Regions from separate parts of the Homo sapiens genome. Here regions 2, 3 and 4 are each linked to region 1. A link is a loop called in an ENCODE intact Hi-C map of the cell type or tissue named here. Cell type or tissue: PC-9. All regions are shown on one strand. Links, peaks and the distances in the headings refer to the core of each region. The heading gives the core; the rest is flanking DNA.

Evidence for each region. Hi-C counts contacts between places; a loop is a spot of excess contacts. Peaks named below come from ENCODE experiments on the same cell type or tissue, not always from the same donor. Only the 100,000 strongest peaks of a DNase experiment are listed, where the experiment ranks them.
Region 2: it touches region 1 in a loop (10-fold over the local background); 62 of 110 quality-filtered maps call a loop at or near these places.
Region 3: it touches region 1 in a loop (5-fold over the local background); 14 of 110 quality-filtered maps call a loop at or near these places.
Region 4: a loop joins it to region 1, with 2.7 times the contacts of the local background. A loop is called at or near these places in 25 of 110 quality-filtered maps.

Annotation. Positions count from the first base shown.
Region 1 is chr9:84,179,327-84,185,328 of GRCh38, reverse strand. No RefSeq gene overlaps it. Among named protein-coding and RNA genes, the nearest start is that of SLC28A3-AS1, 96 kb to the left of the region's middle. In PC-9, for the core only: no CTCF peak of the experiment used is centred there; DNase peaks (open chromatin) are centred at 3,008 and 3,408; H3K27ac peaks cover 795 bases.
Region 2 is chr9:83,931,448-83,937,449 of GRCh38, reverse strand. No RefSeq gene overlaps it. Among named protein-coding and RNA genes, the nearest start is that of KIF27, 13 kb to the right of the region's middle. In PC-9, for the core only: no CTCF peak of the experiment used is centred there; DNase peaks (open chromatin) are centred at 2,029, 2,659 and 5,259; H3K27ac peaks cover 581 bases.
Region 3 is chr9:83,956,576-83,962,577 of GRCh38, reverse strand. QNG1 (Q-nucleotide N-glycosylase 1) reads left to right here and starts at 5,836. Exons shown (of 4, transcript NM_032307.5): 1 at 5,836-6,002. In PC-9, for the core only: no CTCF peak of the experiment used is centred there; DNase peaks (open chromatin) are centred at 3,347 and 5,897; H3K4me3 peaks cover 1,040 bases; H3K27ac peaks cover 595 bases.
Region 4 is chr9:84,257,730-84,263,731 of GRCh38, reverse strand. No RefSeq gene overlaps it. Among named protein-coding and RNA genes, the nearest start is that of SLC28A3-AS1, 17 kb to the left of the region's middle. RefSeq lists a silencer at 2,460-2,519. In PC-9, for the core only: CTCF peaks have their summits at 2,181 and 2,385 (motif pointing right); a DNase peak (open chromatin) is centred at 2,471.

The sequences.
Region 1 (6,002 bases), core at 556-5,555:
ACCTAAAGAGAAGGGAAAGGAGATCCAGGCAAAAATGTCTGTGCTTTAGGCAGATGTCTACTTGGAGTATAGAATTTTGAGCCCTTACCTCTGGGCTTGCTTGCAAAGACGCAACAGAGGCAACAGGAGCAAGAACAATGTCCTGTGAGCCACAGGGAATTCGAATGTTTCCATAAGGAAACACAGCTCGCTATGCCCATCCAATTTGCAAAATCCATTTAATTAACCTTTCCAAGATGGGTGTAAGCCAGAAAAAATTGACATAAAAAGACAAGATGTTGATAAAGATCAAAAACTTCTTAAAGCAAGGGTTAATGTACTCAATTGGATCTATTAAATGTTGAAATCAAAGACTTTTCAGAGGCTCTGCCATCTTGAAATTATAATAGGATTAAATGAGAAAACATGATTTGATACAAAACTTCTCTCCATACATACAGCTTTTTAGGAACACGTTATGCATGAAAATGAAGCAAAGTTTTATTGCCCAGGAAAAGTCACATACTGCTCTTAAGTAGGGTCCCCTTGGGCTGCAACAGTATGACTTTAATAGGACTAGATATGATGGGTAGTACTAAGAACGCACTGCACTGTCCAATAGAGTGGCTAATAGCCACGTGTGGCTCTTTAATTTTTAATTAGTTTAAATTATATTTAAAATTCAGTTTCTCAATTGCATTAGCCACATGATGAATAATCAATAGCCAGGTATGGCTACTGGCTGCCTTATAGCACAAAGAGAGAACATTTCCATCACCATGGGAAGTCCTATCTGGCAGCGCTGACCTATAGCAAACATGAAATGACAACTTTCGACATCAAGGAGAAAGTATTTAATACTTAGTATTCAGAGCTTAGAGAAAAGCTTACTAGACATCAAAGAGATTTTAGAGACAACACTGAATACATTAAAGTGATGAAGATTAGATTTACCTTAAAATACACAGATGTCTTTAAATGAGTTGCACTTACGAGTAACCGATAAGCTTTTAAAAATAGCTAACATAAAAATAATTTTCCTAAAGGATGTTTAAAAATAGTTCACCCTTAAAGTTGGCTTCCTCTAGTTTTTATTGGTCAACATCTTAGCATCTGCAAAGTGTTTTACAATTTAATGTGCAGGCTGTTGGTCCTGAGAGTCACTGTATGTGGTTGTTCAGGTTATATACCCAACAGCTCCGGGGACATCATTCGCATAGGCTGCCACGTGAACTCTGGAAGACTGCAGCATCCAAGCTGCACAGAAACATACAGCAGCTCTGGGCTCCCTCACAGCAATTCTAATTTACAACATTGTTTGACATCACACAATCAGTAATTAGTAAGATGAGGATTTGGAACTTAAATTTTTCTATATCCAAAAATTCCTTTTGACCACAGCATTCTAGCTCCTGAATAGGTAATCAAATGAAGATTAACACCAAAAAAAAAGTGTGCTTTTGTTTCCATAGAGTGGAGCTTCACCAGGAACCCAGTTGCTTTGCTAGAATTGGAGATGTGAGACACTGATAGCATTGGAGAGCTTCTTTTCAAAGACACACTTTTTTTTTTTTTTTTGAGACAGAGTCTCGCTCTGTTGCCCAGGCTGGAGTGCAGTGGCTTGATCTTGACTCACTGCAACCTCTGCCTCCTAAGTTCAAGCGATTCTCCTGCATCAGCCTCCCGAGTAGCTGGGATTACAAGTACCACCACCACACCCGGCTAATTTTTTGTATTTTTAGTAAAGACAGGGGTTCACCATGTTGGTCAGGCTGGTCTTGAACTCCTGACCTCATGATCCACCCACCTCAGCCACCCAAAGGGCTGGGAATACAGGCATGAGCCATTTCGTCTGGCAAAGACACACATTTTTTTTTTCATTTTTTTATTATACTTTAAGTTCTAGGGTACATGCGCACAATGTGCAGGTTTGATACATAGATATACATGTGCCATGGTGGTTTGCTGCACCCATCAACTCGTCATTTACATTAGGTATTTCTCCTAATGCTATCCCTCCCCCAGCCCCCCACCCCTCAACAGGCCCTGGTGTGTGATGTTCCCCGCCCTGTGTCCATGTGTTCCCATTGTTCAACTTCCACTTATGAGTGAGAGCATGCGGTGTTTGGTTTTCTGTCCTTGTGATAGTTTGCTGAGAATGATAGTTTCCAGCTTCATCCATGTCCCTGCAAAGGCCATGAACTCATCCTTTTTTATGGCTGCATAGTATTCCATGGTGTATATGTGCCACATTTTCTTAATCCAGTCTATCACTGATGGACATTCGGGTTGATTCCAAGTCTTTGCTATTGTGAATAGTGCAAAGACACACATTTTTAAGGGATAGAAAGTAACTTTCATTTGAACATTTTCCTTCCACCCAAATGTTGAGGGTAGGGAACAATGTAAATCTGCCTTTGTCCTGAGTATCCAAGAAGAGATAATGCTCAGATGAAAATGTTTCCAAGCCAGGCCCGGTGGCTCACACCTGTAATCCCAGCACTTTGCGAGGCCAAGGCAGGCAGATTGCCTGAGCTCAGGAGCTCGAGACCAGCCTGGGCAACACGGTGAAACCCTATCTCTACTAAAATACAAAATATTAGTCAGGCATGGTGGTGGGCGCCTGTAATCCCAGCTACTAGGGAGGCTGAGGTAGAAGAATCGCTTGAACCAGGGAGGCGCAGGTTGCAGTGAGCTGAGATCACGCCACTGCACTCCAGCCTGGGCAACAGAGTGAGACTGTGTCTCCAAAAAATTAAAAAAGAAAATGTTTCCAGCCTTTTGTACACACACATTTATGTGTGTTTAGAAAACAACATTGCAAACAATCCTATAAATAATAGAGTAGTACAGTGCCCGTCTCTCAAAGAACTCAGGAAACGTGGAAGGCATTATCTCATTAAGGCTGACAGCTGCCTCACTGGTGCCAGGGAGTAGTAACCTCAATTGAACTTTCACATGCTTTAGCTACCAGAGGGAGGGAATGAATCTAAATTATCCACGGAGGCTGGTCAGCTCTGTGGCTGAAATAGGACACTGGAAGCTGAGGCTGCAAAGCTCTTGTAACCAGGACTCCTGCCCAGCCCTCAGGGCACAAGATCAGCTATGAGGGGGCAAAACTCATTTCTTGGAAGTTTAACCAGGAGCACTCAGACTGGCCAGAAACTGCTGGGGTGGCATCTTTAGGTCTGGGAGGGCCAGCCAGGAAAGGAAGGGAGAGCAGGTAGTAACACACACGCAGCAGGGGAAGGACAGCTCCAGCAGCTGACAGTGCCTGCCGCCACAGACCTCTCCTCTGGTTCCAGAGTGTTCCAGCCTCATGTTCACTGCTCTTTTGTGATCTGAATCACCAGCCTTGAAATGCCAGAGGGCAGCTCTCTCTCTCTCTCTCTCTCTCTCTCTCTCTCTCTCTCTCTCACACACACACACACACACACACACACACACAGGCTGTAGGGCTCTATCCCTCACCCAGTCTGCTGATGACTACACCAGACGCTCCCAGTGCCCCATTCATATCCTGTCACCTGTACCACTGCTGGGCACACAGCACCTTCCAACACCAGCACCTGCATTCATTTGCCTCAGGGCTTTCACTGGCTCTTGGAACCAGCTTGGCTGCCGAATAATAGGCCAGTAGTGCCATGGAATTAACACCGTGAGAGCAGCCCTTGTCCAATTATAAACACCCCAGCTCTCTTGGCACATGGTGTTTCCCCACTGGCTTCAGCTTCGGCTGCCCACAGAGGTGACTTGCTTGAAAACACACCATTTACCGGCTCCCTTCCCCAACCAGTATCACTTCTCCACTCCCCTGCCTGTATTTCCTTCAGTAGCTTGTTTCAGGATCTGCTTCTAGGGAACACAAATTCAGATGACAACCCAGCAAAAAAATCCTCAAAGCCACAGATGCCCTTTCTGTCTCTGCTCTGCTCTCCCTCCCTCTCACCCCTAGGCCGGGGGGGCAGGCTTCTCTTTTGTAGCCCCTGTGGACAACTTATAGTTGGCTACTATGCACCAGTATTGCCACTGGGATGTTTTTCCCTGGCATCTGTTCTGATTGGTCAGTGCCTGCATTAAATATTTTGATGATCACCCCTGACCCTATGTCACATCCCTCATCTACCATCAAGCCACCAGGATTGTGGCTGTGCTGTCACAGGTGAAAGGACTGTCTTCTCTATACTCAGGAAAACCCTCTGAACTGGGTGTCCCACTCTCAGTTCTTGATGTATTAAAGCTGGGACATAAAAGTTAAAGATGCCATCCAGCTGGGACTAGGAATGGGTCAGGGGCAGGGTTTATTACATAGCACCAAGACTATGAGAGGTAATGCAAGAGAAAAAGGGCTACAGAGTTGTCAGGAGATGCAACATATGTAATAACACTTAGAAGAACAAGTACTGGCCTTGAAGGTCATGGATCTATTCAACAGAACATCCAGTCTCCCACCAAGCAGTAAGGGTGGGGGTGGGATCGGGATCCAGGTGACCTCTTGCCCTGACCCTTGCCCAGTCTATACTGTGTATAGCGTGGACACTCTGCAGGCTACCTCAGTGTCAAGTTCACTGTGAAAGGCAGCCTAAGATGCAGGAAGAAACTCTGACCTGCAGCCAAGCAAGTAGACCTTAGGCAAGCCTCTTAATCATGCCCTAGTTCCACATCTCTCAAATGGAAAGACACCAAATGTCACCTACTCTGTGAAGCCTTCCTTGATGGGGACAATAGAGAGAATCAGACTGAAGGTGCTATGTTCTGATCGTTCACCCTAAATCTGGTCCCACTGTGGCCAGCTGGGCAATCCTGGACAGGTACTTCACCCCTCTGTGCCTGGAGAGCCTCATCTGAATAATGGCAGAATGGTACCTATGTCACAGAGTTACCGGAGAGAAGTAAATTAAGTCACTAAGCACATGCCTCGCAGAGAAGCTTGGTATGTTTTAGCTAATATTGCTGCTGTTGTGATTGTTAACCTCTAAGTTTCCACGGCGTTTGGGACACACCGCCACTCTAGCACTAAAAAACTGGTGTTATTGTAGGCCCAGAACTTTGGGAGGCCGAGGCGGGTGGATTACTTGAGGTCAGGAGTTTGAGACCACCCCGTCTCTACTAAAAATACAAAAATTAGCCTGGCATGGTGGTGCACACCTGTAATCCCAGCTACTCGGAAGACTGAGGCAGGAGAATTGCTTGAGCCCGGGAGGCGGAGGTTGCAGTGAGCCAAGATCATGCCACTGCATTCAAGCCTGGGCGACAGAGCAAGACTCTGTCTCAAAAAAAAAAAAAGAAAAAGAAAAAAAGAAAGAAGCGGTGTTGTACTCCATCCTCTCCTCTGGTTGGATATGAGTGTCATTCAATTTTGGATCCCCAGCGTCTGACCCAATGCTTAACTCAACTCAGTACAACGTAATGGGATAATGTTTTGAAAAGTATCAAGGTATTTTTCTCTTTTGCTTTTCTGAATGAGAGTCCATCTGCCCGTGGGAAAATTAGGATTTGTTACAGAGGTAAAGTACAGAGTCATATGCAGCTTCTAGCAGGCAAATCAGGATTTGGCAGCAAGATAATAGCTGTACAAGTCAGGCTACCTCGTCCAGAGAGGATTTTCCAAATCCTTTTATGTCCCAGCTTTAATACATCAAGAGTCGAGAGTGGGGCACCCAGCTCAGAGGGTTTTCCTGAGTGTGGAGAAGACACTTCTTCCAGCACAGCCACAATCCTGGTGGCTTAATGGTAGAAGAGGGATGTGACATACGGTCAGGGGTGATCATCAAAATATTTAATACAGGCGCTGACCAATCAGAACAGATGCCAGCCAGAAACATCCCAATAGCAATACCGGTGTATAGTAGCCAAGTTATAAGCCATCCACAGGGGCTATAAAAGAGAAGACTCCCTCTGACCCAGGGGTGAGAGGGAAAGAGAACAGAGACAGGCAGACACATCAAATGGTCAGACATGTTCTCCTAATTTTCAGGAGAGAGGCCAAGTCTTTGGCAACAAGTGAGGGAAGAGTGTCTCTC
Region 2 (6,002 bases), core at 360-5,359, 250 kb after region 1:
CTCCCCTTTGCTTCTCTGCCCTCCTCCTTCTTCTTCCCTTCTTTCCCCTCCCCCCTCTTTTTCTTCTCCTTCTCCACTCTCTTTTTTTTTATTTTTTATTTTTTATTTTTTTAGAGATGGTCTCACTGTCACCCAGGCTGGAGCACAGTCGTGAGATCATAGCTCATTGTAACCTTGAACTCCTGGGCTCAAGCAATCCTCCCAAAGTGCTGGGACCACAGGCGCATGCCACTATATCTGGCTAATTTAAATTTTTTGTAGAGATGGGGTCTCACTATGTTGCTCAGGTTGGTCTCGAACTCCTAGGCTCAAGCAGTCCTCCTGCCACTGGCCTTCCAAAGCACCGCGTTTACAGCTGTGAGCCATGGTTTCCCAGACCCAGCTGCCTTTTCTCTTCTGCCACTGAGCATAACCTGGAATCAATCCTGGATGCCTGCATTCTAATCTAGCCAGCAGGATTGAAGCAATAAAGAAGAGTAGAAAGAAAGGGTTGAAGCCAGGTGCAGTGGCTCGCTCCTATGGTCCCAGCCACTGTGTGGTGGGGAGGAACTGAGGTAGGAGGATCCCTTGAACGTAGGAGTTCATGTCCAGCCTGGGCAATGTAGCGAGATCCAGTCTCTTAAAAAAAAATAAGGAAGAAACAAAAAGAGTTGACAAGAAAGGCTCTAGTAGCCACCACATTCCATTTTGGTTTCATCTTACTAGAATTTAGTCACGTGACCACAACTAACTGCCAAGAAGGCTAGGAAAGTGGCATGTATTATGGGCATTGGATACCAGCTAAACTGTGTAGAGAGTATGGATGGGCCTGGGCACAATGGCTCATTCCTATAATCCCAGCACTTTGGGAAGCCAAAGGCGGGATGATCGCTTGAGCCCAGGAGGTCGAGGCTGCAGTGAGCAATGATCACCACTGCACTTCAACCTGGGCAACAGAGTGAGACCCAGTCTCGAGAAAAAAAAAAAGTATGGGTGGATACTGGGAAACAGCAAGAAGTTTTTGCCACCCATTAAGTGGATTTTATAGTTTTCTTACCTGATACAGACTAAGAGCATTAAAATAACATTTTGCCTAATGGCTTTAACAGCCATGGATGATTATTTTTCAGATCTATTATTTCATTAGGGATTGCAAAATGGTAGTGTTCTAGTTCTAACATTTTTGGTTTTTGGGGATTTGTGTGGAGATAACATCCCTCTTGGATTTCAGGGTAGTCTGGGGGAACATAATTAACATGGGGCTAGCTCCTGACGTTCCAGAAGAGAATGGAATGTAGAATTAAGTTCTGAAAGTGTTTTCAGTTGTGTTGATTCATTCTGCACACCCTTTTAAAGGTAATGAAAATGTGCACAGCCTCCTGAAACTCCCTGGCACAGTCCTCCATTCAGAGAAGTCTTTTCTAATTCTTTGGTGACTCAGTTTCCTTTAGTAGCCTTTGATTTGCCATCAGTTATAAAATATTTTGTTTTGTAAACAAATTTCAATTATTTTTCTTCAGAGGCCTCCTAATGATTTGCCTCACTCTATGAACTCAAGTTGTTTAGCCAAGGCACCTTGTCAATGCTTTCCAACCAAAGTAAACAGGTTAGATTTATTACTTGTAGCATGGGGTGACTCAGTAGGAGGATTATTTGGGGCAGGGTCTAAGGAAACTGTTCTGTTGAGATTGGATACTCTCAGAAAGCAGGATCAGTTATACTATTGGCTGCTCTACCATTGACTGCCTCAAATTTTTTCTATAGGGAGGGCAGACAAGAGTAAGGATAAAGCTGTCATTGGTAAAGAAGTCAGCAGTCACTCATTTTAGTGGAGATAGGATGTTTGGGTACTTTGTACGGCACGATGCCCTTGTATTTTTCTGTGGTTAGGCAAAATTCTGAAGTGGCCTTATTTAGTCTTACTTTATCATGGTCTCTGAGTAACCTTTCTGATCCAGTCTCTAAAAAAAAAAAAAAAGAAAGAAAGAAAGAAAAAAACAAAGGGTTGACAAGAAAGGCTTTGGTAGCCACCACATTCCACTTTGGTTTCATCTTACTAGGATTTAGTCACGTGACCACAACTAACTGCCAAGAAGGCTAGGAAAGTGATTATGTCCAACAGAAGACTAACTGGTATAGCTGTGGGTGCCAGGCCAGCTTTTTATCAGGGGCTGCTTTTTTTCCTTTATCAACCTTAAACTTCTCCCTAATTAGCACCAAGGCAAATTAATAGATTTTGTTTCATTCAATTCAGAAATCATGTATTGAGCTTCCTCACAGTGTCCCCTCCCCTGAAGCTGAATGGATAATGGCTTAGTCAGGCTGGCACCCCAGTCTGCCCCAGATGCGGATTTAATGACTGTATATGACCTAGGGGATCAGCTTTGAGGCAACTAGACCTTCCTTTTCCTTGCAACTCTGTGACCCGTCTTTCTCGAGGTGTGCTGTTTTTTGCTTTAGTTTAAAATTTCCAGCTTTTTGGTGGGTGCTATAGTCAAATACAAAACCTAAACAAGTAAGGGAATTGATCTATTCAGGCTATTACAATAGGAAAAGCACTCCAAATCCAAAGATCAGAGTCTCTTGGCAGGGTGGTTTTGCCTTAGACTTTTATAGAGAGGAGTATACAAGTTACAGGTGGAGGACTTACATGTGGGATTGTTTTGCAATCAGAAGTCTCAGTCAGTTGCCAAACAGGAAATATTTATCTCTGTGTCATGCTGGTTTTAGGTGGACAAAGAGTTCTAATAGAGAGACAAAGAATGAGGAATTGGGCTGAGCATGGTGATGCACATCTGTAATCCCACCACTTTGAGAGGCCCACACAGGAGGATTACTTGAGCCCAGGTGTTCAAGACCAGCCTAGGCAACATAGCAAGACCCCGTCTCTACGGAAAAAAAAAAAAAAATTGTAAAAAAGAATGAGGAATTGAAGGGTCTGTGTCTGGTCTTGTCCCACTGGGATGGGATAATCTCATGGGATACCATATACTATGGTGTATGCAGTTCATGGGTGACCAAATCATTGTTATGTGATGCATGCCTGTAATTTGTAAAATTCCTTGCAGGTATACAATTTATTGATTAAACAATTGGAAGTTTGGAGAAATATATTATTGTGCCATTCATCTAAATTTCTCTTTTTTCCATACACTGTGTATCTTTTCCTTTCTTTTATCCCTTTGGGTTAAGGATGTTTTAGTTTTAAATGAAATAAATCAAACTAAAACTAGCATAGTGAAAAAGCAATTGTAGTGATCAACAAAATAAGCCCAGGGATAGAGCTGGCTTTAGCCATGATCATGTAACTAGTTACAGTCTAGGGATTAAAATGCACAAAGACCATACCTCATATTTCTTTTCTTTTCTTTCTTTTTTTTTTGAGATGGAATGTCACTCTTGTTGCCCAAGCTGGAGTGCAATGGTACGATCTTGGCTGAGATCAGGAGAATCACTTGAACCTGGGAGACAGAGGTTGCAGCAAGCTGAGATTGCATCATTGCACTCCAGCACTCCAGCCTGCGCAATAGAGCCAGACTATGTCTCAAAAGAAAAAAAAAAAAGGAAAAGGAAAAGAAAGCACTAATCCAACTTCCTGTCTGGAGACAGGACAAACCTAGGAATTCTCTCCCTTTCTTCGCCATTCCCATTTTGCCACTCTCAAGATAGACTAAGAGTCAGTTGATATAGAATACTAACCTGTATTTGGTTGCAGGAGTAGAATGCAATTATTAAGGCTCAACAGCTTTGTTCCTTTTTTAAAAAAACATAAACATGTTGCTTTGGCCGGGCGTGGTGGCTCACGCCTGTAATCCCAGCACTTTGGGAGGCCGAGGCAGGAGGATCACAAGGTCAGGAGATCAAGACCATCCTGGCTAACACGGTGAAACCTGTCTCTACTAAAAATACAAAAAATTAGCTGGGCGTGGTGGCGGGCACCTGTAGTCCCAGCTACTTGTGAGGTTGAGGCAGGAGAATGGCGTGAACCTGGGAGGCAGAGCTTGCAGTGAGCCGAGATTGCGCCACTGCACTCCAGACTGGGTGACAAAGCGAGACTCCATCTCAAAAAAAAAAAAAGTGTTGCTTTGTTTTTTAGAGGCAGCGTCTCACTCTGTCACCTAAGCTGGAGTGCAGTGGTTTGATCACTGCTCACTGCAGCCTCAACCTCCTGGGCTCAAGCAATTCCCCCACCTCAATCTCCCAAGTAGCTGGGATTACAGGCGTGCACCACCATGCCTGGCTAATTTTTATTTTTTGTAGAGATAGAGTCTCACTAGGTTGCCCAGGCTGGTCTCGAACTCCTGACCTCAAGTAATCCTCCTGCCTCAGCCTCCCAAAGCATGAGCCATTGTGCCCAGCCAAGGCTCAATAACTTTGACGAAGCCTGAGTCAAAGTGAGAAGAAACAAATAGGTCACAATGGTATTTAGAGAGAAGCCTAGAAATACTTTGAGAACCAAAAATAGTATTTTGAAAGCAAGTAAAAAAATATAAAAAAAACTATGAGTTCATAGTTACCCTCCTTCTACCACACACGTGCTCCAAAAAAAGAAACCGTATTGTTTGATTTTGAAGGTTGGTAGGGACCAATTTGTAATTCTGAAAATTGGTAAATAAAAAGGAAAAAAGCATTTATTCTGTTATTCCTGTACTAACTGCATTTCAGGATAATCTGATAGAGGAAAAGCTCTTCTTTATAGAACAATACCAGCTAATAAATGCAAAAAGGAATATTAGAACATTACCATTGTGCAATCCCTAACGAAATAATAGATATGGGAAATGATCCTCAATGGCTTCTAGGTAAAATGTTAATGAGGAACTTTTTTTTTTTTTTTTTTTTTCCCAGACAGAGTCTCCTTCTGTTGCCTAGGCTGGAAGTGCAGTGTGGTGCCATCTCGGCTCACTGCAACCTCCGCCTCCCAGGTTTAAGCAATTCTCTTGTCTCAGTCTCCTGAGTAGCTGGGACTACAGACATGTGCCACCACACCTGGCTAATTTTTGTATTTTTAGTAGAGATGGGGTTTCACCATGTTGGCCAGGCTGGTTTCGAACTCCTGACCTCAAGTGATCCACCCGCCTTGGCCTCCCAAGGTGCTGGGATTACAGGCATGAGCCACCATGCCCAGCCGATGAGGAACTTTTTAATGGATGGATTATACTGAAAAATATCTGTACTCATCTATAATCTTAACATCACCAAAAGCAGGATATGCAGACATTACATGCCTCCTGGTGTGTTGCAACAGGAAGTACATATGCCCATCTATGAATTATTCTTGCCAGAAGAATTGAACCTGAATCTAATCAAGAATCTAGATCTAACTTACTGGTTAACAGGAAATGTAGGAAACAGAGGAACAAGTTAAATGAAAATACAGTATATGATCAGCCAATTCTAAAGTGTGAGAAATCCTATAGGACAAATAGCAGCTTGCTTGCTTGCTTGCTTTCTTTCTTTCTTTCTTTCTTTCTTTCTTTCTTTCTTTCTTTCTTTCTTTCCTTTCTTTCTTTCTTTCTTTCTTTCTTTCTTTCTTTCTTTCTCTCCTTCTTTCTCTTCTTTCTTTCTTTCCTTCTCTCTCTGTCTGTCTCTTTCTTCTTTTAAGACTGGGTCTCGCTCTGTCACCCAGGCTGGAATACAGTGGCATGGTCACAGTTCACTGTGGCCTCAACCTTCTGGGCTCAATTGATCCTCTCACCCTCAGCCTCCCAAGTAGCTAGGACTACAGGCACATGCTACCACAATCAGCCAGTTTGTAAATAGTTTGTAAAGACAGGGTCTCCCCTTGTTGCCCAGGCTTGTCTCAAACTCCTGGCCTCAAGCCATCTTCCCGCGTCAGCCTCCCAAAGTGCTGGGATTACAGGCAAGAGCCACCACACCCGGCCTCTTCCACTTCTTAAAAGGACACTAATTCCATCATGGGGTTCAACCCTCATGACCTCATCTAAATCTAATTACCTCCTAAAGGCCCTACCTGTAAATACTATCACATTGGGATTTAGAGTTTCAACATGAATTTTGGG
Region 3 (6,002 bases), core at 1,003-6,002, 220 kb after region 1:
CATACCTAGGGTTTCTGGCTTTTCCTTCACTTTCAGACTTGGATAAAATGCCACACCTCACAGGGATACGACTTCCTGAGTAACCACCAAAGGAGCTGGATGATGCAACCTGGAATTATGGAGGAGTTAACTCCCTGTGGGGCAAACTGTAACCAATGGGAATTTGTTTTCCTTCCTCCCAAAAACTGCCCTGAGGCAGTTTGTCCAGAAAGTTTGTCGAGAGACTTCCCCAAAGACTGTGCCAGCACTCCTACTGAGTGACTAGCTGTGTCTCTCTGAGCTCACCATGAAGCAGTGGCAGGACAATACAGTGTCCCCGTCAATGTCCACACCCAAAGATTGCACCTCATAGATTAAATATCAGCACTTAACCCCTGCCCCAGATTCTGTTTTCAAGGGAATCCAAGTTAAATAATCCTTTGTACCTGTTTATTTTTGTACTGTTTTAAAATAATACTTAGCTCTTCCTCCTAAGTAGGAAATATTAACTTCACTAATTAAAAGCAAAATATGGGCTGGGCACAATGGCTCACGCCTGTAATACCAGCACTTTGGGAGGCCAAGGCGGGCAGATCACGAGTTCAGGAGTTCAAGACCAGTCTGGCCAACATGGTGAAACCCCATCTCTACTAAAAATACAAAAATTAGCTAGGCATGGTGGCACACGTGTGTAATCCCAAGCTACTCAGGAGGCTGAGGCAGGAGAATTGCTTGAACCCAGGAGGTGGAGGTTGCAGTGAGCTGAGATCACGCCACTGCACTGCACTCCAGCCTAGGCGACAGAGTGAGACTCTTTCTCAAAAAAAAAAAAAAAAAAAAGCAAAATATGGTTCAAAAAACTCTAACTGGCTTTGAACTGTAGTAATAATGTTAATGATATATAATGGGAAACAATAGATTTATTCCATTATAATTTAATATTTTAAATCAGAAATTGAAGTAATTAATAGGCATGGTTTTCACAGAAAGATTCCATTCTATCCCTAAGTCATATCCTATAAATAGGAAACATTCCAAACTCAGTAAGGAGAGAGTAGGAAGAGCTTTCAATGACACTAAGAAAACCAGGAAAATATAAATGCCCTGCAAGCCAATGGACAATTTCAAGGAAGTGCTCAATCTTAAATGCTAAATATGGATAAATCAAGAAGAAAAGGAACAGAAAAATTACACTGTAGTGAGCCATATCTCTTTTCTGCTATGGCTTCATGGGGATTCAGTCTGTCATTTTGTGTATATAAAAAGAAATAAAAATAAGAGATGTCTTACCTCCACAAAATCCATTTCACTTCTATGCATAACTCTTTGAGCACATATGGGAAACTATGTCCTCCCACTAGCGATGTCTATTGTCCATCCACTGCTCTAGGCAACTTTTGCAACTTCCTCTGTTGCCCAGGCTGGAGTGCAGTGGCACGAACACAGCTCACTGCAGCCTCGACCTCTTGGGCTCAAGCGATCCTCTTGCCTCAGGCGCCTAAGAAGCTGAGACTATAGGCACATGCCACCACACCTAGATAATTTTTTTTATTGTTTTTTGTACAGACAGGGTCTCACTATGTTGTTGAGGTTGGTCTCAAACCCCTGAGCTCAAATGATCAGCCCGCCTCGGCCTCCCAAAGTGCTGGGATTACAGGCATGAGCCACCACACCTGGCCGACCCTCCATTTCTTTAATGCTATAGCCTATCATAGAAAATAGAAGATATAGCAATAATCATTCCCAAGAGCTTGACATGTAATTTAGCTAATCAAAAATGATGACTCTCTTGATGACTGGAATAATCTAACTTGGATACTGTTCAAGGGGGGGAAAGTTATATGGACACATCATTGATCATGTCTTCCTCCTTTGTTAACCTTTAAAATGCAAGCTTAGAGGTTATTTAGAGGTCATCACTATCTCTTCAAAAGCCTACCCCTGCAAGGCATAGTAGCTCACGCCTGTAATCCCAGCACTTTGTGAGGCCGAGGCAGGCGGATTACTTGAGCCCAGGAGTTCGAAGCCAACCTGGGCAACACAGCAGACCCCATCTCTACAAAAAAATTAAAAATTAGCTGGGTGCAATGGTACATGCCTGTAGTCCCAGCTACTCAGGAGGATCACTTGAGCTGGGGAGGTCAAGGCTGCAGTGAGCTATGACTGCACCACTGCACTCCAGTCTGTGTGACAGAGTAAGACCCTGTTTCAAATAAATAAATAAAGCCTATGCCTACAGGGTACAGCTTCTGCCAAAGATTTATCTATCTCTATCAGGAGATAGAGACCATCCTGGCTAACATCGTGAAACCCCCGTCTCTACTAAAAAAATACAAAATATTAGCCGGGCATGGTGGCGGGAGCCTGTAATCCCAGCTACTCGGGAGGCTGAGGCAGGAGAGAATGGCCTGAACCCGGGAGGCGGAGGTTGCAGTGAGTGGAGATCGCGCCATTGCACTCCAGCCTAGGCGACAGAGCGAGACTCCGTCTCAAAAAAAAAAAAAAAAACCAAAGTCGGGTGTGGTGGCTCATGCCTGTAATCCCAGCACTTTGGGAGGCCGAGGTGGGCAGATCATGAGGTCAGGAGATCGAGACCATCCTGGCTAACCGGGCATGGTGGCGGCTGATAGAACCGGGGCGGGGGGGCGGCGGGGGGCTGAGGCAGGAGAATGGCGTGAACCCGGGAGGCGGAGCTTGCAGTGAGCCGAGATCGGGCCACTGCACTCTAGCCTGGGCGACAGAGCGAGACTCCATCTCAAACAAAACAAAACCAAAAAACAAACTCAGGTTGCCATCAAAAGGACTGCAGCAATTCCAGGCCTTACATTCAAGGTCAATCAGGTCCAGAGGGAGCCTGAATCACTTCTGAAAATTCTCCTGGAAGAGTGAGGAAAAGCTTTTCTGCAAGCATTCTGCAAATCTTGCAACTCACTGAGGTGAACTGGGAAATATGCATAAACCTAATCCAGTTGCTGGCAAGAGGGTGATATTACCAGTCCTGACTACCCTTGAGTCTGAGGATGCTAAACTAAGCTACAAGGGAGTGCAGTTGAGAGATGGATTCCTAAACAGTATCACAGTATCTATTGGGAAGGAAAAAGCAGGAAAACCATGTTCAGTAGGTGAAGAACTCACTTTTTTTTTTTTTTTTTTTGAGACAGTGGGTTGCCCAGATTGGAGTGCGGTGGTGCCATTTCAGCTCACTGCAACCTCCGCCTCCCAGGCTCAAGGGATCCTCCCACCTCAGCCTCTGGGAGTAGCTGGGACTACAGGCTCCAGCCACCTGGCTAATGTTTTCTTTTTCTTTTTTTTTTTTTGTAGAGACAGGGTTTTGTCATGTTGCCCAGGATGGTCTCGAATTCCTGGGCTCAAGTGATCCTTGGCCTGCTAAAGTGCTGGGATTACAGGCCTGAGTCACCACGGCCAGCCCAACTCATTTTTGTATTCTCAGCATCTTGTAGACACACTTAAAAAAACAAAAACAAAAATCCCAGACACACACAGTTTTGATTTATCTCAAAGTTGAGTGAAGGAGGCATGTTTTATTCTTGTGTATACTACTTTTAGTGCTTAAATACCTTGAACATAGGCAGGAATTTGACTTTTTGGGTGGGAGGGGGAACGGGGGGGGGTCTCACTTTTTCTCACAGTCTGGAGTGCAGTGGCACAATCTCACCTCACTGGAATCTCTCTGCCTCCTGGGCTCAGACGATCCTCCCACCTCAGCCTCCCTAGTAGCTGGGACCACTGGCGCATGCCACCACACCCACCTAATTTTTTGTGTTTTGGGTAGAGACAGGGTTTCCCCATGTTGCTCAGGCTGGCCTCGAACTCATGCACTCAACTGATCCACCCACCTTGGCCTCCCAAAAAGCTGGGATTACAGGCGTGAGTCACCACATCTGGCCGGCATTTGACTTTTTTCTATCAATAAACCTCAGTGAGAGAAAAGGGTCTAAGTTATTTACCCTTCTGGATTATTTTGCAGATTGCTAGATTTCCTTGCTAAATCAATTTGTCTCCCAAGACTTAGGTGCTGTGGTAGAAAGGAAAAATCCCAAGCCAACAGACTTACATTTCCTTAACAACTGTATTAATGTACTAGTGACTTTTTCTGGAAAACGTATCATAGTGGAGTCCTTAAAGTTCCTTTTTCTTACCAAAATGAAGAAACTGGAGTGATGAAGATCTGCTTTTCTAGGGTAACAGCTGTCAAATTTAAAAGCTCCATTTGGGGCCAGGTGTGGTGGCTCATGCCTGTAATCCCAGCATTTTGGGAGGCCAAGACAGGCGGATCACCTGAGGTCAGGAGTTCGAGATCAGCCTGGCCAACATGGTGAAAACCTGTCCCTACTAAAAATACAAAACTTAGCCGGGCGTGGTGGCGGGCACCTATAATCCCAGCTACTCGGGAGGCTAAGCCAGGAGAATTGCTTGAACCCAGGAGGCGGAGGTTGCAGTGAGCCGAGACTGTGCCACTGCATTCCAGCCTGGATGACAGAGTGAGACTCCGTCTCAAAAAAAAAGCTCCATTTGGGAGGCCGAGGAGGGTGGATTACCTGAGGTCAGGAGTTTGAGACCAGCCTGGCCCACATAGGGAAACCCCATCTCTACTAAAAATACAAAAATTAGTCAGGTGTGGTGGCTGACACCTATAATCCCAGCTACTTGGGAAGCTGAGGCAGGGAGAATCACTTGAACCGGGGAGGTGGAGGTTGCAGTGAGCTGAGATCATGCCACTGCACTCCAGCCTGGGCGACAGGGTGAGATTCTGTCTCAAACAAACAAATTTAAAAGCTCCGAATCCTCCAAAAATACCAAGATTTTCCTGTCGGTAACTAGAGATGGGTACTGATGATTATTTTTAATAGGTGATTTTCAAAGATGTGAACGTTATCCATGGAGATTTAAGTCTCCAAAAGGAAAAAAAATGCATACCTTTATACTAAAACTTCATCACCAGTCAAATTTGGATCATCACTAAATTGGCTTCTACACCTCTCTCCTAATATAAGGTACTTGTGTAAGTTTGCAGTTGTGAGACACTTATTTCCTCATTTTTAATGTCTTCTCAGTAGGGCCACTGATATAGTCACTATTTGACTGACCAGAATGGTTGGCACTGGTGATTGGCTCATAAAGTGCCCTCGATTTAGGGGGCTCAATTATCAAAGGTTTAAATCCTAGCCCAAACCATTGCTGTGATGGGGGTTAATCAATGAACCACTCAGCTTCACTTGCAAAAGCGGGATCACAATAGCCGCTTTCGTCATGACCCAGCCTAGGTGAGATTTAGTACTTAAGTACACTGCCAGGCACACAAGGTTAATTTAACAATTTAACACATTTGTTTCCTCATCCATTTCTCCAAACCTTCCAACTAATCCTAACGTTCGTTCGGCCAAATGGGCCAGGAATTCACTTAAACAAAAACAAAAAACAAAACAAACAAAAAAACACTCCCTGGGGCTTGGGGAAGGAGGCACCGCCGCCCATGTCGCAGTCTGGGGGTGGCTCAGTCCTCAGCACCCAGATCTACGGCCATAATGCTCTTCGAGGCCAAGGAGCCCGGATGCGGGGCGTTGCCGAAGGCGTCTTGCTCAGGCTGCGGGAAAGGAGAGGGGTGGGAGCGGGGTGGGGGCATCGCGACCCAGGGCAAGGCGGCGAGTCGCCGTCTTCGAGTCCCACCTGTCCGAAGCGGGGTGAGAAAAGGCAAAACATGGCAAAGCCATGCACCTCCCAGGGTGGGCAACTCACGGCCGGTGAACGCCGGACCCTTAGCAGTTTCCAGACCTTTGGAACCGGAAGCGGAGCCTGAGAGCGCGCCCGAGAGGGCGTGAACGGGACCGCTTTCCCGGAAGTGCTTGCGGCCTCTGCCCAGCGAGCTGCCCCGGGGTCTCTCTGGTTTCCTAATCAGGGCAACGCCGCGGGAGAGAACCTTTACCTTGGCTGCACTAAGTTCTCGGTGCCACTCCCTGGCAGGGCGGGACCTTGTTTAGGCCCTGTGATCGCGCGGTTCGTAG
Region 4 (6,002 bases), core at 440-5,439, 79 kb before region 1:
ACCAGCTCCAGTACCAGCATCACCAACGAGAAAAGGATAGAATAGCCATGTCCTCCCTTCCACAAAGGGTACCCCATTCAACTTTTCCATTTTTGGCTTATTTTCTCCTTTAATACATTCAATGTTACTTACATTTAAATTTTCTAGGTTATTTTAAACGTATTAAAAGCCATGTAGGCTAGGCACGGTGGCTCATGCCTGTAATCCCAGCACTTTGGGAGGCCGAGGCGGGCAAATCACCTGAGGTTGGGAGTTCGAGACCAGCCTGGCCAACATAGTGAAAACTCTTCTCTACCAAAAATACAATAATTAGCTGGGCATGGTGGCGGGCGCCTGTAATCCCAGCTACTCAGGAGGCTGAGGCAGGAGAATCACTTGAACCCAGAAGGTGGAGGTTGGAATGAGCTGAGATCCTGCCACTGCACTCCAGTCTAGGCAAGAGAGTGAGACTCTGTCTCAAAAAAATAAATAAATAAAAATAAAAGCATGTGTCTTTGCACGCACATGCATGTAGGAGGAGGAGAAACTCAATGTGTGATATTTTACTTCTACTGTCTGCATATTTCTAAATATAAAATACAGGTAGATATGAACAAAACTCAGATACATAAGGCATAGGAAACAAAAAATATAAATATTTAACTTAGGATTCATGCACCTCAACTGTGAATACAAAGTGGCAAGCATCAGCAATTTATGTCTCATAAAGGAAACCAGAATGGATCCCAACCCAGAGGCAGTGACAGGCATCCCTGAAGCCACGGGATACATTTTCAGCAAATTTAAGCACTTAAGTGAGATGCTTGCTGATATAGATCCTCATATTTGCTCCATCGATTCTAGGGCATTTCAAGGAGGATCCTGCCACAAAGATTCGCTGGTCAAACCTGGTTCTCTTCCTTGCCTTAACCTGTTAAAGGGATGACGTATGAACATACTGTGTGGGGAATGAGTGGTGAATTTGCACCACCTATGGCAGACAATTACACACTTTGCATCCAACATGGTTCCTTTATAACTTATGACTAGGTTTTGCTAATATATTCTTTCCTATAACCCAACACTGGCTTTGAGAAAAAGAAGTCTACGCTAATTTTTGTTTGTTTGTTTTACCTTAAGCATTACCTATTTTCATGATGCAAATACTGTACCTACATCGGTGAAGTAGAGGGGTGCGTGGATATCTTCAGGATAGCCAGTCATTCCGAATAATTCTAGTCCCACCCGAACAGAACACAAAATGAAGTCCTCTTTATCCCCCAGTAAGAATGGCTGAGCATCTTTTCTCATCTTTAATCTAAATTAACTGCTCAATTCACCTGGGCAGCCACAGGCGAAAATCTCAGAAGTTTATCACACTGGTTTAGTTATTATCTCCCTAACTACTAAAAGCCACTTTTAATTTACATACTGAATGCACACACAAGTTATTTTTCCTACAAATGGAATCTCTAATTAGGATCAGCTTCATTCGAAACTGGGCAGCAAATGGGAAAATGAGAGGATTAGAGAACATCATTAATAGCAACTGCAAATAACCTTTTAATCAATTTTGAATATTTCCCTCTGAGGACTCACTCTTCCACTTATGAAACAGAAAATTTTGGCCTGCCATTAACAATAATCTCGACAGCATGCATAACAATAGTAATAATGGGCATTTTAAAAGTCAACCAACATGTGGATAGATATTTTTCATTATGAAATGCTTTCATTTGCATTTTTATCTCCTTTGATCTTACACCTGCCGTGTGTGTGTAGTAAGGTGTTTTTACTTCATTTCACAGACACAGGGCAAAGGGGTTAAGAGTGTGTCAGGTTACTTAGGTTTGGGTCTCAGTTCTACTGTTTATCACCTGTGTGGCCTTGGACAAGTTACTCAGTGTCTCGGAACCTCAGTAAACTTACAAAATGAAGACAAAAATGTCTACCACAGACAGACGGTGTGAAATGCGATCACACTAGTAAAATGCTCCATTAGTGGAGGATGGGTTCAGTGCTCTTCCCAGGGATGAGTAGTTTAATCTGCAGAACCAGGAAGAACCTGGGATCCAGATCTGGGGCTTGCCTGAAGCAAGAATCAATTTCAGAGCAGAATCAAGATTGACATTTCCAACACTTAACCTTTTTCCATTTCTGCTGTCCTATCAGCTACGCGAGCGCTCTTAAAGAATAAAAGGAATATGGAAACTCCTTTGGGACAGGGGTGCAACACAAATATTTTATGATCAATAGAAGAATCTATAAATAATGAATAGAACCCATAGAATCGTGCTGTCAATCCAGAAGCCTGGAAATGATTGTCACAGATTGCTTTTGCAGCTTGGGCACAGCGGAAAGCAGCCTGGCCACTTAGGGGACGAGGCCTAATGCTGAAGTCCAGAGCTGGCCACAAGGTGGCAGGATGTCACCAGCGAGCATGCTCAAGCCCAAACTTCCTGGAGCAATCTCCTTGTTCCCGCCCAGGCTAGGGCACTGATTGACGCCTGAAGCTCAAGATGACAACTTGAAATATTCCAATCAATATCAGCCCGAAATCTAATGCCAAAAATTCCGTAAATGCCATTCTTCTGCCTAATTGCTCAGCTCTTAGACAAGACAGTAAAACAGGCACGTCATCCTCCATGTACAAAAAGAAACTTCAAGGTGACCGTGAACTTATTCCAATATAAATGACTAACTCTTTTTGCATGAATTCCAATTTTCAAATGTACTAAAAAAAGTGAGAAGCTTTGGGTGTCAGAAGCAATCCTCCAGAATTCCTGGAGCTCTCCTATTATAATGTTTTCCTACAAAGATGAATATATCTAGCCAGGCACAGTGGTTCATGCCTATAATCTCAGCACTTTGGGAGGCCAAGACAGGAGGATCACTTGAGCCCAGGAGTTTGAGACCAGCCTGGGCAACACAGTGAGACCTCGTCTCTACAAAAAATAAAAAAAATAGCTGGGCATGGTGGCATGTGCCTATAGTCCTAGTGACTCCGGAGGCTGGTGCAGGAAGATCACTTGAGCCTAGGAGGTTTAGGCTGCAGTGAGCCATGATCTCACCACTGCTCTCCAGCCTGGGTGACACAGTAAGACCCTGTCTTTAAAAAAAAAAAAAAAGACTATATGTTCAAAAAATACTCAAATCTAAATTATTTCTATACAACTCAAATGCCACCAACCATTTTTAAAACCTGAATTTTCCTACCAACCTATTTCTGAGCTACCTTCTCTCTTTTCCTCTCCATAAAAGTGAATGTCTAAAGGATGATACAATAATTTAAATAACAGCCTAACTTTATACAAGGTTTTATATAGACTTGTATTATTTTAGAATCAGACAATAACTGGGAGATTATCTATTTCAATCTTTCATTTTCTTAAGAAAGAAACTGGTGTTGCCAGAGGTTAATAAATTTGCCAAATATGACACAGCAAGTTAGGTCAGAACTGAGACCCAAACTTTGGTCATCTCTCAAGATAGTTTGGACTAACTATGACCATTTATTTAACTGTGCCTGGAAAGTCATGACTTTCCTTTAGCCTGTAGAACAGCAAGCCAATAACAAGGAAGAAAATATCAGTTCAGTATTTTGCTCCATAATTCCAGCAGTTCAACTTGGCTTTGTACTAGAAACAATGATTAGGACAAACACTATCTGAGGAGCATCAAGATGAATACAATAGTAAAGCCCTAAAAATCAAATAAAATCCCTAACAGGTCACAGCCATTCAAACGGGATAGAAGATTGAGGAAAATTCAAGCAGAAGGAAGAAGATGCCTCTCCAGGGATGCTGGAGACCCTGAGCCCTCTCTCACAAGATGTGACTATAAAGTAATGCGACTGATTTTAAAAGAAACACAACCAGAGCTTACACATCTAAGTGAGCCCTGTGTTGCTTGGGGAGCTGCGTTTTTGTGGCAAGGATGCTGCCGCAGCTCAGATATTAACTCTTGTTTGGGAATTGTCTTCAGTGTCTTCTTTAGCACGTTCTTCTAAATGTTGATCACACACACAAATCTTGGTCATGCGAGAGTGGAGTTTTTTCTAGAAAACTTACAGTGTCAACTCTTGGAAAAAGGTGGCGGGTCAAGGTAGATCATCATATTTTGGGATAAATCTGAGTTGCATGTATTAAATAGTAACTGGGTTCATTTTCCCTTGTGGCTTAAACATTGGACGGTGTGCTTCATCTAGAGAAAAAGATTCACCCACATGGAGTCAGTCAAGGAAAAACCTTAAGGAGCATGAACAAATCTTTGTGTTACTGACTTCAAAGAAAGGCCTCTTAATTCTAGTTCTTAATAATTTTATGTCTGTTGATAAGCTACTCTTCTGTCTCTCAACCCACATCTAAGCTCTTCTAAAGGAAAGGTCAATTATTAGATCAAATCATATGAAATTACTGCTATTTGACCATATTTAATGTACAAAAATCATGTCTTTCAAGGTAATCCATTTAACAGCTTTATATCTTAATAGAGGCCAGGTGCGGTGGCTCATGCCTGTAATCCCAGCACTTTGGGAGGCCAAGGCAAGTGGATCACAAGGTCAGGAGTTCGAGACCAGCCTGGCCACCATGGTGAAACCCCATCTCTACTAACAATACAAAAAATTAGCCAGGCATGGTGGCAGGCGCCTGTAATCCCAGCTACTCGGGAGGCTGAGGCAGGAGAATCGCTTGAATCTGGGAGGCGGAGGTTGCAGTGAGCCAAGATCACCCCACTGCACTCCAACCTGGGCAACAAGAGTGAAACTGTCTCAAAAAAAAAAAAAAAAAAAAAAAAAACTTAGTAGAGTGGTAAAAAGCAGTTCAAACGTGTTATCTAACATCACCCTGCTGCTGAGATGGACAATACTGAACATCGATATTGAGATCCTAGAGCATGTGATGTTAAACAGCCTCACAAGAGCCAAACGTCAGTTTTCTCTCTTAATAGTCCTATTTTTTATGCATTTAGGTTTTTCTCACCATCTAATTTAAACTGCACATCTTGAGGGTATAAAATATTCTGCCAAACACACCCACAAACAGCCTTTCACAATCAGGGCTATTCTGTAAAAACCATCCGTCTTACCCCAAGCAATGATGATAATGTGATTACCTACATATTGGAAAGCAGGTCTGCCAATTTGGTCCCTCTAGGTCCTGGGTCTCAGCCAGACAGGCCAGCTGATCTGATTTGTGCCTAAGCGATTTCACTAAGGAACAGAGTGTACCCTCCGCCTTTTCACCTCCCTCCCGCAGGGCAGATGTGACCCGGCCGATCACGGTTGAAGTTACTGTGCAGTGAGCCTTCTTTCCCCCTCTAGTTCTTCTCTTTGCTTTTCATTTCTTCGTTATCCTGCATTTATCATCAAAACGTGATCAGAGAAGCCCCTGGCCAGTTCTGCCCCTTCCCCCCTTGCTACACACCAGGGTGGACATTCATTTGAATATTCAGATTCATCCTCCAGTGTCTCTAATCTGCCTGGGAGAAAGGACTCATTGGTTAGAGCATAGAAATTTCTGGTTATTATTTCAGCATACAAATGTCATTTTATGTTTGGGTGGGTCTGCAAAAACTGTGTGACGTTTATTTGCCTCTTACATGATATTCTTCTCAGTGAAGAAAATACATCACTGATAAAATCTGGCCCCATGGGGTTTACCCGGTCATCAGCAGAGCTATCAAGACCCCGCGTAGAAGAGGCCTGCTCCGTGCTTCCCACCCAGGACTCAGCATCGGCCTGAGCAGAAAACCTGCACCGCCCTCCCAATCCCCTCCCCTACTCTTTTTCAGCAATCACTATCAGTGGGAAGTCACTCTGCACATTCAATTACATTGTGACAAATCTTAAATTGTTCACCTGCGCCTCAAAATGAAAAAAAGTGGGGCTACAACGCTATGGAATTATGGTCTCTGCTGGGGTCTTCCTAGTAAGTCCTAGGCCTGGCAGGAGGTGTTCACACGTCTTTTGTTAGCAGCTGGGCTGACCTCGCCTCAAGGCTCTTTTTCATTATTGCTGCCTG